Regions from separate parts of the Homo sapiens genome. Here region 1 is linked to region 2. The links are chromatin contacts, found by Hi-C in ENCODE. All regions are on one chromosome and are shown on one strand. Each heading gives the region's core, a stretch centred on a gene start or an enhancer-like site at or near the end of the contact. The rest is flanking DNA. Distances are from core to core; before and after follow the strand shown. Region 1 holds the start of RAB3D (RAB3D, member RAS oncogene family). Region 2 holds the start of ILF3 (interleukin enhancer binding factor 3).

What was found. Hi-C counts contacts between places; a loop is a spot of excess contacts on that map. Pooled maps may share reads with other maps.
Region 1: a pooled map shows a loop between it and region 2 (5-fold over the local background). The contact joins the promoter of RAB3D here to the promoter of ILF3 in region 2. A Hi-C loop is called at or near these places in 5 of 50 pooled maps.

The regions. Positions count from the first base shown.
Region 1 is chr19:11,337,859-11,344,052 of GRCh38, reverse strand. RAB3D (RAB3D, member RAS oncogene family) reads left to right here and starts at 4,396. Exons shown (of 5, transcript NM_004283.4): 1 at 4,396-4,584. TMEM205 (transmembrane protein 205) reads left to right here. Exons shown (of 3, transcript NM_198536.3): 3 at 933-1,275. The coding sequence ends at 1,238. RefSeq lists a silencer at 4,354-4,613.
Region 2 is chr19:10,650,680-10,656,812 of GRCh38, reverse strand. It overlaps ILF3 (interleukin enhancer binding factor 3), which reads right to left and starts at 2,467. Exons shown (of 20, transcript NM_017620.3): 1 at 2,326-2,467. It overlaps ILF3-DT (ILF3 divergent transcript), which reads left to right and starts at 2,941. Exons shown (of 1, transcript NR_024333.1): 1 at 2,941-4,951. RefSeq lists silencers at 2,140-2,299, 2,380-2,619 and enhancers at 2,710-3,179, 3,420-3,589, 3,455-3,956, 3,957-4,459.

The sequences.
Region 1 (6,194 bases), core at 3,147-5,646, 690 kb before region 2:
GAATTGCTTGAACCCAGGAGGCGGAGATTGCAGTGGGCCAAGGTCACGCCATTGCACTCCAGCCTGGGCAACAAGAGTGAAACTCAGTCTCAAAAAAAAAAAAAAAAAAAAAGATGAGGGTCTTTGCTGTGTTGTTCAGGCTGGTCTTGAACTCCTGGCTTCAAGTGATGCTCCCACCCCCATCTCTGAAAGCACCGGGATTACAGATTACAGGCATGAGCCACCATGCCTGCCTTCAAAGACTTTTTGTTTTGTTTTGTTTGTTTTTGAGACAGGGTCTTGCTCTGTCGCCCAGGCTGCAGTGCAGTGGTGCAATCTTGGCTCACTGCAACCTCTCCTTCCCGGGTTCAAGCAATCCTCATGCCTCAGCCTCCTGAGTAGCTGGGATTACAGGGGGACAGCCCCCACACCTGGCTAATTTTTGTATTTTTAGTAGAGACGGGGTTTTGCCCATGTTGCCCAGGCTGTCCTTGAACTCCTGGCCTCAAGTGATCCACTCACCTCAGCCTCCCAAAGTGCTGGGACTATAGGCATGAGCCACTGCGCCCAGCCACTCAAAGACTTTTTATTCACCCTCTGTGGGTCCAATGTCAGCTTCAGGCGTCTGGGCTGTGGCCACTGAGGAAAGAGATCCTGCTCTGGGGACTTCCAGTCTGAGTATCAGAGGAGAAGAGGCTCGGGAGGTTTTGCGGGGGGATAGAGGAGGTGGGGATGGAGCCTTTCCTTCAGAGCTGCCAGTTTCAGAGTAGAAGAGCTGGAGTTCTGCTTTGGGTCCCTCAGTCTGGGTTCAAGGAAAGAGGGGGAGGCAGGTTTTTTGATCCAGTGCTGTCCCCACCCCCACCCCTGTGCTGTTGAGGATGCAGAAAGACCCTCCCTAGGGCCCCTCTGGCCTCCCAGGCATGGCTCACCTTCTCCTCTGCTCTCCCTGCCAGCTTTACCTGCTGTTCCTGAGCCTTACGCTGGCCACTGTCAACGCCCGCTGGCTGGAACCCCGCACCACAGCTGCCATGTGGGCCCTGCAAACCGTGGAGAAGGAGCGAGGCCTGGGTGGGGAGGTACCAGGCAGCCACCAGGGTCCCGATCCCTACCGCCAGCTGCGAGAGAAGGACCCCAAGTACAGTGCTCTCCGCCAGAATTTCTTCCGCTACCATGGGCTGTCCTCTCTTTGCAATCTGGGCTGCGTCCTGAGCAATGGGCTCTGTCTCGCTGGCCTTGCCCTGGAAATAAGGAGCCTCTAGCATGGGCCCTGCATGCTAATAAATGCTTCTTCAGAAATGGCTGCTGTCTTTTTTTTTTCCCCCATGAGAAGCAGGGGGAGGGGCAGGCAAGGGTAGAGCCAAGAGCCTCAGTTTCCCCATTCATGAAGCATGATGGTTTGGAGTGTCAGCCATTTTATCCTGTAAGCCTCTCCTATAATGATGCCCATTTATTGAGCACCTGCTGTATACCAGACATGTTGTTAACCACTGACATATCATGTATTATTTGTTTTGTTTTGTTTTGTTTTGTTCTGTTTTGAGACGGAGTTTCACTCTTGTTGTCCAGGCTGGAGTGCAGTGGTGCGATCTCAGCTCCCTACAACCTCTGCCTCTGGGTTCAAGCGATTCTCCTGCCTCAGCCTCCTGAGTAGATGGGATTACAGGCATCCGCCACCATGCCTGGCTAATTTTTTGTATTTTTACTAGAGACAGGGTTTCTCCATGTTGGTCAGGCTGGTCTTGAACTCCCGACCTCAGGTGATCCACCCGCCTTGGCCTCTCAAAGTGCTAGGATTACAGGCATGAGCCACCATGCCTGGCTGTTTTGTCTTTTTTTTTTTTTTTTTTTTTGAGACAGAGTCTTGCTCTGTTGCCCAGGCTGGAGTGCAATGGCATGACCTTGGCTCACTGCAATCTCCGCCTCCCGGGTTCAAGCGATTATTCTGCCTCAGCTTCCTGAGTAGCTGGGATTACAGACACCTGCCACCACGCCCATCTAATTTTTGTTATTTTTAGTAGAGACGGAGTTTCACTGTGCTGGCCAGGCTGGCCTTGAATTCCCGACCTGAGGCCATCTGCTCGCTTCGGCCTCCCAAAGTGCTGGGATTACAGGCGTGAGCCACCACGCCCAGCCTGTTTTGTCTTGTTTTTGACAGGGTCTTGCTCTGTCACCCAAGCTGGAGTGAAGTGGCGTGATGATAGCTCATTGCAGCCTCCAACTCCTGGACTCAAGCAATCCTCCCACCTCAGCCTCCAAAGTAGCTCGGACTACGGGCGCCAGCCACCAGGCCCAGATGGTTCTGATCCTAGAGGACAATCATATTTCCCACCCTACTGACATTGGGGGTGGCCATGTGACTTGCTTTGGCCAATGAAATGTGAGCAGAGGTGGCATGTGTCCCTTCCAAGGAGAAGTATTACAAAACAGTACATAATTTGCTGCATTTTCACTTCACAAAACAACCATCATGGGAACCAAACCTTAGCTGTTGGGGCCGTGAAGTCTTTGGGAGTGCTTGTTACTAAGCATAACCCAGCCCTTCCTAACTAATGCACTTCATCCTCATTCATCCACGTGGCAGCTCTTGAGGCAGCTACTTTTGTTCCCACGAGGCAGTGGGGGCTCAGAGAAGTTCAGCAAATTGAGTAAGGTGGAATTGCTGGGATTCCAACACCAGCAAAACCTGGGTATTTCACAAAGGGATCCAACCCACTTTAACTTTCTTTATTTAGAGATAAAGTCTTGCCCTGTCACCTAGGCTGGAGTGCAGTGGCACAGTCATAACCTACTGAAGCCTCTCTCTCTCCCAGGCTCAAGCAATCCCCCTGCCTCAGCCTCCGGAGTAGCTAAGACTACATGTATGTGCCCCCATGGTCAGCTAATTTTTTTTTCTTTTTTCTTTTTTTCTTTTTCTTTTTTTTTTTTTTTTTTTTTTTGTGGCCAGCTAATTTTCAAAAAAATTTTTTGTAGAGTTGGGATCTCTATGTTGCCTAGGCTGGCCTTGAACTCCTGAGCTCAAGGAATCCTCCTGCCTCAGCCTCCCAAAGGGCTGGGATTACAGGCATCAGACACTGTGCCCAGCCTCATTTATTTTTTAATTTTTTTTTTTTTTTTTTTGAGACAGAGTCTCACTCCATCGTCTAGGCTGGAGTGCAGTGGCGCGATCTCGGCTCACTGCAACCTCCACCTCCTGGGTTCAAGCGATTCTCCTGCCTCAGCCTCCCAAGTAGTTGGGATTACAGGTGTGCACCACCATGCTCGGCTAATTTTTGTATATTTATTTATTTATTTGAGACAGAGTTTCGCTCTTTTTGCCCAGGCTGGAGTGCAGTGGCGTGATCTCGGCTCACTGCAACCTCCGCCTTCCGGGTTCAAGCAATTCTCCTGCCTCAGCTTCCAGAGTAACTGGGATTACAGGCATGCGTCACCACGCCTGGCTAATTTTGTATTTTTTAGTAGAGACAGGGTTTCTTCACGTTGGCCAGGCTAGTCTCGAACTCCCGACCTCAGGTGATCTGCCCACCTCGGCCTCCCAAAGTGCTGAGATTACAGGTGTGAGCCACCGTGCCCAGCCCCTAATATTTGTATTTTTTTTTTTTTTTTTTTAGTAGAGATGAGGTTTCACCATGTTGGCCAGGCTGGTCTTAAATTCCTGACCTCAAGTGATCCGCCTGCCTTGGCCTCCCAAAGTACTGGGATTACAGGCATAAGCCACCGCGCCCAGCTCTCGTTTATTTTTATTTATTTGAAACAGGGTCTTGCTCTGTTGCCCAGGCTGGAGTGCTGTGGTGCAATCAAGGCTCACTGCAGCCTCGATGTCTCCAGCAATCCTCCTGCCTCAGCCTCCCAAGTAGCTGGGGTTACAGACGCACGCCACCACACCTGGCTAATTTTTGTTATTTTTAGTAGAGATGAGGTCTCCTTACGATGCCCAAGCTGGTCTCAAACTCCTGGCCTCAAGTGATTCTCCTGCCTCGGCCTCCCAAACTGCTGTAATTACAGGCCACCGCGCCTGGCCTAGCCTACTTTAAGGCCGGCACTGCACTTGACAAACACTAACTCAGATCAGAATCCTCCCACAACTCTGTGAGGTTGGGTACTCTCGCTATGAGCTACTTGACGGATGGGGAAACTGAGGCTCAAAGAGGTTAAGTAACGCGTCCAAAGCCACAAGACTAGAAAGTGGTGGAGCTGGGACTCGAACCAGGCCCAAGACTCTATGCTTTTAACAGCCGTGCGTATAGTAGAAGCTCTTTACAAGCAGCTGGGAAAATGAGATGTTGCTTGGCTAGGACGGGCTCTAGACGCTTGGTGCAGCTTCCAGCCCCTCCCACCCGCTCTCTGAAAGCCCCGCCCAAGACTCGGCCCCTCTTCGTCCTCCCCCATCCCCCGCTCCGGGAACGGCCCTTCCTCCGCCTTCTGGGCGGAGCCCGCGCGGGATCCGGGTGGCTGCAGGCTGCTGGCTTCTGCGGCTGCGGGGTCGGGGTCGCGGCCAGGGCCAAGCCGCAGCGAGTTCACAGGCGGAACCCCTGCAGGCGGCGCCCCCTACGCGAGGTCACCCCTGGGAAGGAGCGCAGCCCACCCGGCCCCTCCGCATCCGAGCAGGTCTGTGGGGTACGGGGGTTTGGGAGGAAGGTAGGGGGTCTGGGGAACAAAGGCGGGGCTGCGGGGAACGCCTCTGCCCTCGCCCCCACCCAGCTGGGCACTTGGGAAGCGCTGATGGGGCGCGGGCGGGGCAGAGAGCCCAGCTGGGGACAGGCGTTGGGACCATATGGTGATGGGGGAAACTCCTGAGTCCACCTGCATTGGCTGGGGCGCCCCAAATCTAGTGAAGGGGAACAGAGGCGAGCCCTCCGGGGCCAGGCTTGAGGGAGGGTCGGCAGATGGTTAGAAAGAGGCGGGACCGACTGACACAGGTGAGCTAAGGCTGGGGGAGGTGGGGGCCCCAGCCTTGCGGCCCTGCCCTGCGTGGGGAAAGGTTTCCTGCCTCTTCTCTTCCCCTCCTTAAACTCGTTCTCCTGGAACACGGGGTGGGGCCGGTTGGGTCCTGGTTTAAAATGGAAAAAAGCCCCAAAGGCAGTTGAGAAATAGCTGTGCCAGGGCTGTCTCTGCCTCTGCCCCGCCTGCATCCAGGCCTTCTGCAGCCTCTCCGTGCGGTTCCCGCAGCGGCCATAGACAGCTGGGGAAACTGAGGCCTGGGAGAGGTTATGAGGGTTGAGGGAGCACCTTGGACTCGGATGAAGCAGCATGTTGGAGTGTGGGCAGATTCAAGGAGCCTAGCCGTGGGACAGATTGCCTGGAAAGACCAAGGGTGGGCGGCAGTGGTCGTGGTGGTGGGGTTGTGTTAATTAAGTGGCTGGGATCGTTTCCTTGGGTATAAGGACTCTCACTCCTGCCTCCGTGGACTGGGGCTGGAGTGAGTCAGCCTTGGGCAGAAGGAGACAGGCCTGGCCCCTTTGACAAATAGAAAATAGCAGTACCCATTTAGGGGGTAGAACTGGACTCTAAACCTGGGCCCTGTACATAGAAAACCCCTTCCCCTTGGAACTCAGAGAAGGGGTTGTATTTGGCATGAGTTGGTGGGCGGCAGGCGCCCCAGTGGCTGACACCTGCCAAAGTCAACACCCAAGCCTTAATCAGGGGCTCTATCCAGCTTATCCAGCTGGCAGGTCCTCCCCCCACCCCACCCCAGCTTACACCTGGGCCACACCGGCTGCACACGCTGGGGCGAAGTCCACACCTGTGCCTTCTCCAGAATCTAGTTCTGCAGGGGCCAGAGCCCCTTACCCTCGGCCTTGCACTTGAACCCTTTGCTAGGCCTCTGGGTTTCCAGATAGGAAAGGTCTCCCCACCCTCCACCCCAATACAGACTCAGTTACGCCACAGGGTGTGAAGATTAAACAGCAGTCACATTTTTTGTGCCCCAGCTCTATACCAGGCACTGTCTAATGACCGTTACGTGTGTTAATACCTTCCCACTGGAAGGAACGTGACCACCCGAGGATGGACTTTTTCTTGTCCTATTCACAGCTGCATTTCCACAGAGAACAGGGCCCGGCAGAGAGTAAGCATTTGTTGAATGAATAAAGAAACACATTTTAGGTCGGGCGTGGTGGCTCATGCCTGTAATCCTAGCACATTGGAAGGCTGAGGCAGGAGGATTGCTTGAGCAGAGGAGTTTGAAACCAGCATGGGCAACATAATGAGACCCCATC
Region 2 (6,133 bases), core at 1,218-3,717:
AAAAAAAAAAAAAACCCTACAAAATCCTAGTTCCTGTAAAGGTTTAATAAAAGCAAGATTCAAATATTAAGGTCACAATTTCCTGGGCCATAAATGCTAATACTAAATGTTAACACTTACACATCTTTCAAAACTGCACAAGGTGAATTAACTTGCTGACAAAATGTAGCAGGATGACAAGTCCAAGAGGTATAAATAAGGGAAGGGATCACTCCTCTGGGGCCATGAAAGGTAATCAAAAGAAACCGAGAAAGGGTGACAGCAGTCCCTAAGAGAAGAGGCCCCAGCCCAAAGAAAACGACTAAAGGCTTTTCCAAGAATAGAAGACTTCTAACCCCCACATCTTGCTAAAGCCTAAAGGGTAATCTACTGTCTACCCAAAGGAAAGGGACTTACAGAAGGCTTCTTCCCCATCACTGACTCTACCTGTCCCCTACCTGGAGGCCTTAACCAGGGAGCACCGTCTGTATCTGTGTGATCAAAATATTAGCAGCTGTCCTTTGTCAACGTGGTATTTAACATGAAAATTTAGGAAAAAATAACAGACTTAGATTCCTCATGCTCAGGAATATGGGCCTTCAAGACCCTGAAAATACTAGAAGGAGCCAAAGGAATTTTTGCCTAGAGGCACCAAACAAGTTCAATCAGAAAAACCACAAACAATTAGGCACCTCTCAGCTCCAGGAAGACTCGGCTAAGCTCCAGGAAGATAGGGAGAGTGATAAATAGCGCCCAGTGGCGGCAAGGCCAAGCCTGGCAGTCATTGCTAGCCTCCAATCTGAACTAAAGAATATTCCAGACAACACTGGGGCCTGCAGACTCCATTCACAAATCCCAGGGACCAAGAGCCACCCACATAAGCAAGGGGCCCCAGCACCACGGAACAGGGAGAGGAGCACCTGCCAATGTCCTGCGGCCTCCTCCTGCTTTCCAGCTGTGAATGAGGCCCTGGTTCCCACACTTCATTCACAGTCTGGGCGGCTACTGTAACTACATCCCACGAGACCACACACAAAGCATCACGCACAAGGGACAGTGGCAGCACTCTGAGCAATCCATGGAGATTCCCATCCACAAATACCTGAGGAAAAGAGAGCTTAAAGTCCTAAATTTGAATCCTAACTTCGGATGGCACCTCGCGATTCCATGTGGACCACAAATATGCCATCACACCACTCATTTTAAAGAGAGCAAAATCTTGAAAAAGATTCAGCAGCAGTGAATTACCGGAGTCCAGAAAAAGAAACCACTGAAACCGACGCTTCGTTGCTGATCCATGTCACCTAAGCAGCAACTGGCAAACAATGTTGGAAATGTGGAGAAGAGATCCCTCATTCTCCTCAAATTTGGCCACTGAACTGGGGGAGGAGCATGCAGACCGCCGTACACCCCAAATAATTCATCCAGGCGGTGAATTAACTGGGGCAGAACCTCATGAGTAACCTCGAGAATCTCAATCGTTCAACTACTTGAGAAAATAAAGGTAGAAATGGGTTTTAAGCATCCACGTTTCGGGGCCCAGGCTTGCACCCAAGTAGATTGCCGGTCTAGAGAAGGCAAATACTAACAATCTGGAAAAACATTCAACAATGAAAACAAACTAACTAAAGAAAAAGCTGAAACCCTCTCAAGTTTTGACCCTGATCTGAGAGAGGCCTGGCTGACCAGAGATTTGGAAACCCGACGAACCCACAAAGGCTTCCTCAGCAATCCGCGTGGGAAGGGGCTTCCAAGGAGGGGGTCCGCCTCTCCGCGACCTGTGAGGACAAAGGAGGCGACTTTTCCCGCCTCGGGAACCTGGGACTCTCCTGGAATCGGGGGCGGGACCGGGACAAAGAGGAGGAGGGGGTAGGGAAGGAGTGAGGAAGGGGGGTCGCCCCGCCGCGGAACTCGGGACCCGAGGGGGTGTGTGCTCCAAGCACGTGCGCGCGTCCCCAGGACCCCCGCAACAGACAAAAGCCCAGCCGCGGGGAGGCGGCAGCCGGGGGCCCGGTGCGCGCGCACCCCCCCGCGCGTGGCGCCGCCGCCGGCCGAGGGGCCGCGTGCGGGGGGGAGCGGCTGCGCGCGCACCGAGTCCTCGCCGCCGCCGCAGCCGCCATTTTGTTTCCTCCGCACAATGGAAGAGAGTTAACGGCCGAGCGCGGGAGCGAGGCCGGCAAGGGAGGAACGGGCCAGGCGCCGGGATGAGGGAACCGGGCGGAGGCGGCGAGCGTGGGATCCCTCCAGCCTTGTCACCGCGAACCCTCAGTGGGGATCTCACTGAGGGCGGGCGGGGGGAGGGGCAGAGGCGGGAGCGGGCCCGGCCGCCGCCACATTGACGCTTACCTTGTCGGCGTCCCCTTCTTCGACCGCAGCCGCCGCCGCCGCCCTCCTGCCACAGCCCGCCGGGGTCTGCCCCCAAAAGCCACGCGGTGCGCGCCGGGCTGCTGGGTCCAACTGCAATGGCGAGAAGAGGAGGAGGAGGAGTCCGGACCGGGGGCGAGCGGGCGGGCGGGCAGGCGCGCGCCGGGGAGGTGCGGGAACACGTGACCGGCTGAAGCCCCGCCCCCTTTGACGCCGCGTTGCGCCTCGACGCAGGCCCAACCCAAATGGGAGGGAGGGGCGAAAAGAGATAAGGGGGGGGCTGAGGGGGTGGGCGTGAGTTGCACGTGGTGCAAGCGGGAGTGTTTGCGTGCGTAGTCACGTGACTTCGGCACCTTTCCCTCCGCTTTCGATAGGTTGCTCCATCATGTGACAATGGCGAATTTCGCGGTTTCCTTCGCCATCTGACAACTTTTGGCGCCTTCCCTTTGCCGTACTGGGAGTCCTCCATCACGTGACGAGGGCACGCTCTGGTTTTCGCTAAGGCGTTTTTTGAGCGGCCATTACCACGTGATGCAAGGCAAGCGTCAGAGGCGGAGCCTCCCTACGGCTGCGACATTTTGCGCCTGCGCGGCCGCCATCTTACGCCCGTCGCCCTGAGTACGTTAGCGGAAATGGCTCCGAGAGGCTTTGACGCATGTGTACCTTTTTAGTGGCGGTATCTCGGCCGGGGATTTTCGGGCTCCAGTGGAGGTGGCTATGCTCACCCCATCTCCCTTGAGAGGCACAGAAGGTTAGAGATGTGTGCGAGGAACGGCCAGGTCCAGCGTCTCCTCGTTGCTGCCCCTTGAGCCCGGGACCGGCGCCAATGCGCGCCCGGGTTCTTGGGTTCTTTCGTCCCGCAGACCTGCCTTGGTGTGGCGTCCCTGGGCCGTAGCTTCCGAAGGCTGCAGCCGACCTGGTCGGGGTCCTCTAGCCCGCCTTCCCCTTCCCCCATTGACAGATGGAGAAACTGAGGCCCAGGCCAAAAAATATCTCACTAGAGGGCTCACCGCCATTTCCTGGAAAAATTGGGGCTGGGACTCAACGGACGCTCGTCCAGCAGCAGCGCGGAGCTCCGAAGTAAAGGCGCCCGTGACCGAGTGCTTTGTCCTTACAAGCGTGGTGTTCTTGAATGCTTCCAGGCGCCTTATGAGGCCCCCGATGTACAATCTGTGCTTAACTAAACCCCACTGTCTTCCAGGGTCAGGTTGGCCATCCGCAGGCGTAGTTGCTAGGAAGGTTTGACAGATGTCCGCCTGTTGATTCAGACGTTCCCAGGATTTGGAGCAAGAAGAGCAAGGAAGGCCAGGCGCGGTGGCTCACGTTTGTAATCCCAGCACTTTGGGAGGCCGAGGCGGGCGGATCACGAGGTCAGGAGTTCGAGACCAGCCTGGCCAGCATGGTGAAACCCCGTCTCTACTAAAAATACAAAAGAAAATTAGCCGGGTGTGGTGGCACATGCCTGTAGTCCCACCTACTTGGGAGGCTGAGGCAGGAGAATTGTTTGACCTGGCAGGCGGAGGTTGCAGTGAGCCGAGATTGCGCCACTGCACTCCAGTCTGGGCGACAGAGCGAGACTCTGTCTCAGAAAAAAAAAAGAGCAAGGAGGTGTTGAAAATGGGTTTCCTGGCTGGGCGTGGTGGCTCACGCTTGTAATCCCAGCACTTTGGGAAGCTGAGGTGGGCGGATCACTTGAGGTCAGGAGTTTGAGACCAGCCTGGCCAACATGGTGAAACACCGTCTCCACTAAAAATAGAAAAATTAACTGGGTGTGGTGGAGGGCGCCTGTAATCCCAGCTAATCAGGAAGCTGAGACAGGAGGATCGCTTGAACCCAGGAGGCGGAGGTTGCAGTGAGCCGAGATTGCTCCATTGCACTCCAGCCTGGGCGATAGAGTGAGACTCAGCCTCAAAAAAAAAAAAAAAAAAAAATTCGCCAGGTGTGGTGGTGTGCGCCTATAATCCCAGCTACTCAGGAGGCAGAGGCACAAGAATGGCTTGAATCACTTGAACCTGGGAGGCAGAGGTTACAATGAGCCGAGATGGCACCACTGCACTCCAGCCTGGGCGACAGAGCGAGACTCCGACTTCCCATCTTAAAAAAAAAAAAAAAAAAAAAAAAGAAGTGTAAAGATGTGATTATGTGGCAGGGGGTAAGGGTTAAAAAGAAAACAAGAACAAGTTTTCCTCTGCTTAGCCAGCTTACTTCAAGGACAGTTATAACACTGAAAAGTCGAGGCCAAAGGAATGGGCTCCAGACAGCCTCCTCCGGAGCAAAGTTGAAAAGAAAAATTCCTTTACTGTCTCTCCTTTTCTGAACCATTAAATATGACTGTTTGCCAATGGTTGTATTTAGTAAGATTTGTAGACTCTGTTTTTCTTTTGACACAGCTGCAAGGCCAACAGCTGTGCAAAGCCACAAGTTATGCTAAGTCAGCAGTTATGCTATAGATTACATGACCTGTGACTGTATCATTAACTGCTTTTGTTTTGCTTCTGTAAGTTTGCCTATAAAAACCACACTCAGTCTTTGTTCAATGGTCAGCTTTTCAGATACAAATCCACTGAGCCGGTGTACATCTAAATAAATCCTCCTGTTTCCCGTGTCAGTCTCTCTGGTCCTTTGTTTCCTGCAACAATTACAGAAATGAGTGCCTAGCCGGGCATGGTGGCTCACGCCTGTAATCCCCACACTTTGGGAGGCCGAGGCTGGAGGATCCCTTAAGCCCAGGAGTTTGAGGCCAGCTTGAGCAACATGGCAAAACCCAGTCTCTACAAAAATTAGCTGAGCGTGATGGCCTGTGTCCATAGTTCCATCTACTTGGGAGGAGTAGGTGGGAGGATCACTTGAGCTGTGGAGGTCCAGGCTGCAGTGAGCCGTGATGGAGTCACTGCACTTTTCAGCCTGGATGGCACAGCTAGACCGTCTCAAAAAAGAAATGAGTGCATGCTGTACCCTCTGCTTTTCTATTTTATTTACATTTTACTGTGGATTTTTAATAGGTAGCATAGTCACATGATACGTCAAATGTGCCAAAGACGCCGGGCGCGGTGGCTCACGCCTGTAATTCCAGCACTTTGGGAGGCTGAAGTGGGCGGATCACGAGGTCAGGAGATCAAGACCATCCTGGCTAACACAGTGAAACCCCGTCTCTACTAAAAATACAAAAAAAAATTAGCCGGGCGTGGTGGTGGGCATCTGTAGTCTCAGCGACTCGGGAGGCTGAGGCAGGAGGATGGCATGAACTCGGGAGGCAGAGGTTGCAGTGAGCTGAGATCGTGCCATTGCACTCCAGTCTGGGCGACAGAGTGAGACTCCATCTCAAAAAAAAAAAAAAGTGCCAAAGACATGAGAGCACAAAGTCTTCCTCAGACATCCAGTTCCCTCCCTCTTAGAAGCCATTGTACAGTTTTGTTTTTTGTTTTTTGTTTTTGAAACGGAGTCTTGCTCTGTCTCCCAGGCTGGAGTGCAGTGGCACGATCTTGGCTCACTGCAAGCTCCGCCTCCTGGGTTCACGCCATTCTCCTGCCTCAGCCTCCCGAGTAGCTGAGACTACAGGCGCCCACCACCACGCCCGGCTAATGTTTTGTATTTTTAGTAGAGACTGGGTTTCACCGGGTGAGTCAGGATGGTCTCGATCTCCTGACCTCGTGATCCACCCGCCTCGGCCTCCCAAAGTGCTAGGATTATATGCGTGAGCCACCGCGACCAGCCATTGTACAGTTTTTTGTGTAACTACAGTAGAGTTTTATTTTCAGAGGTGCATAATCATATTCTTGTTTTTCACATA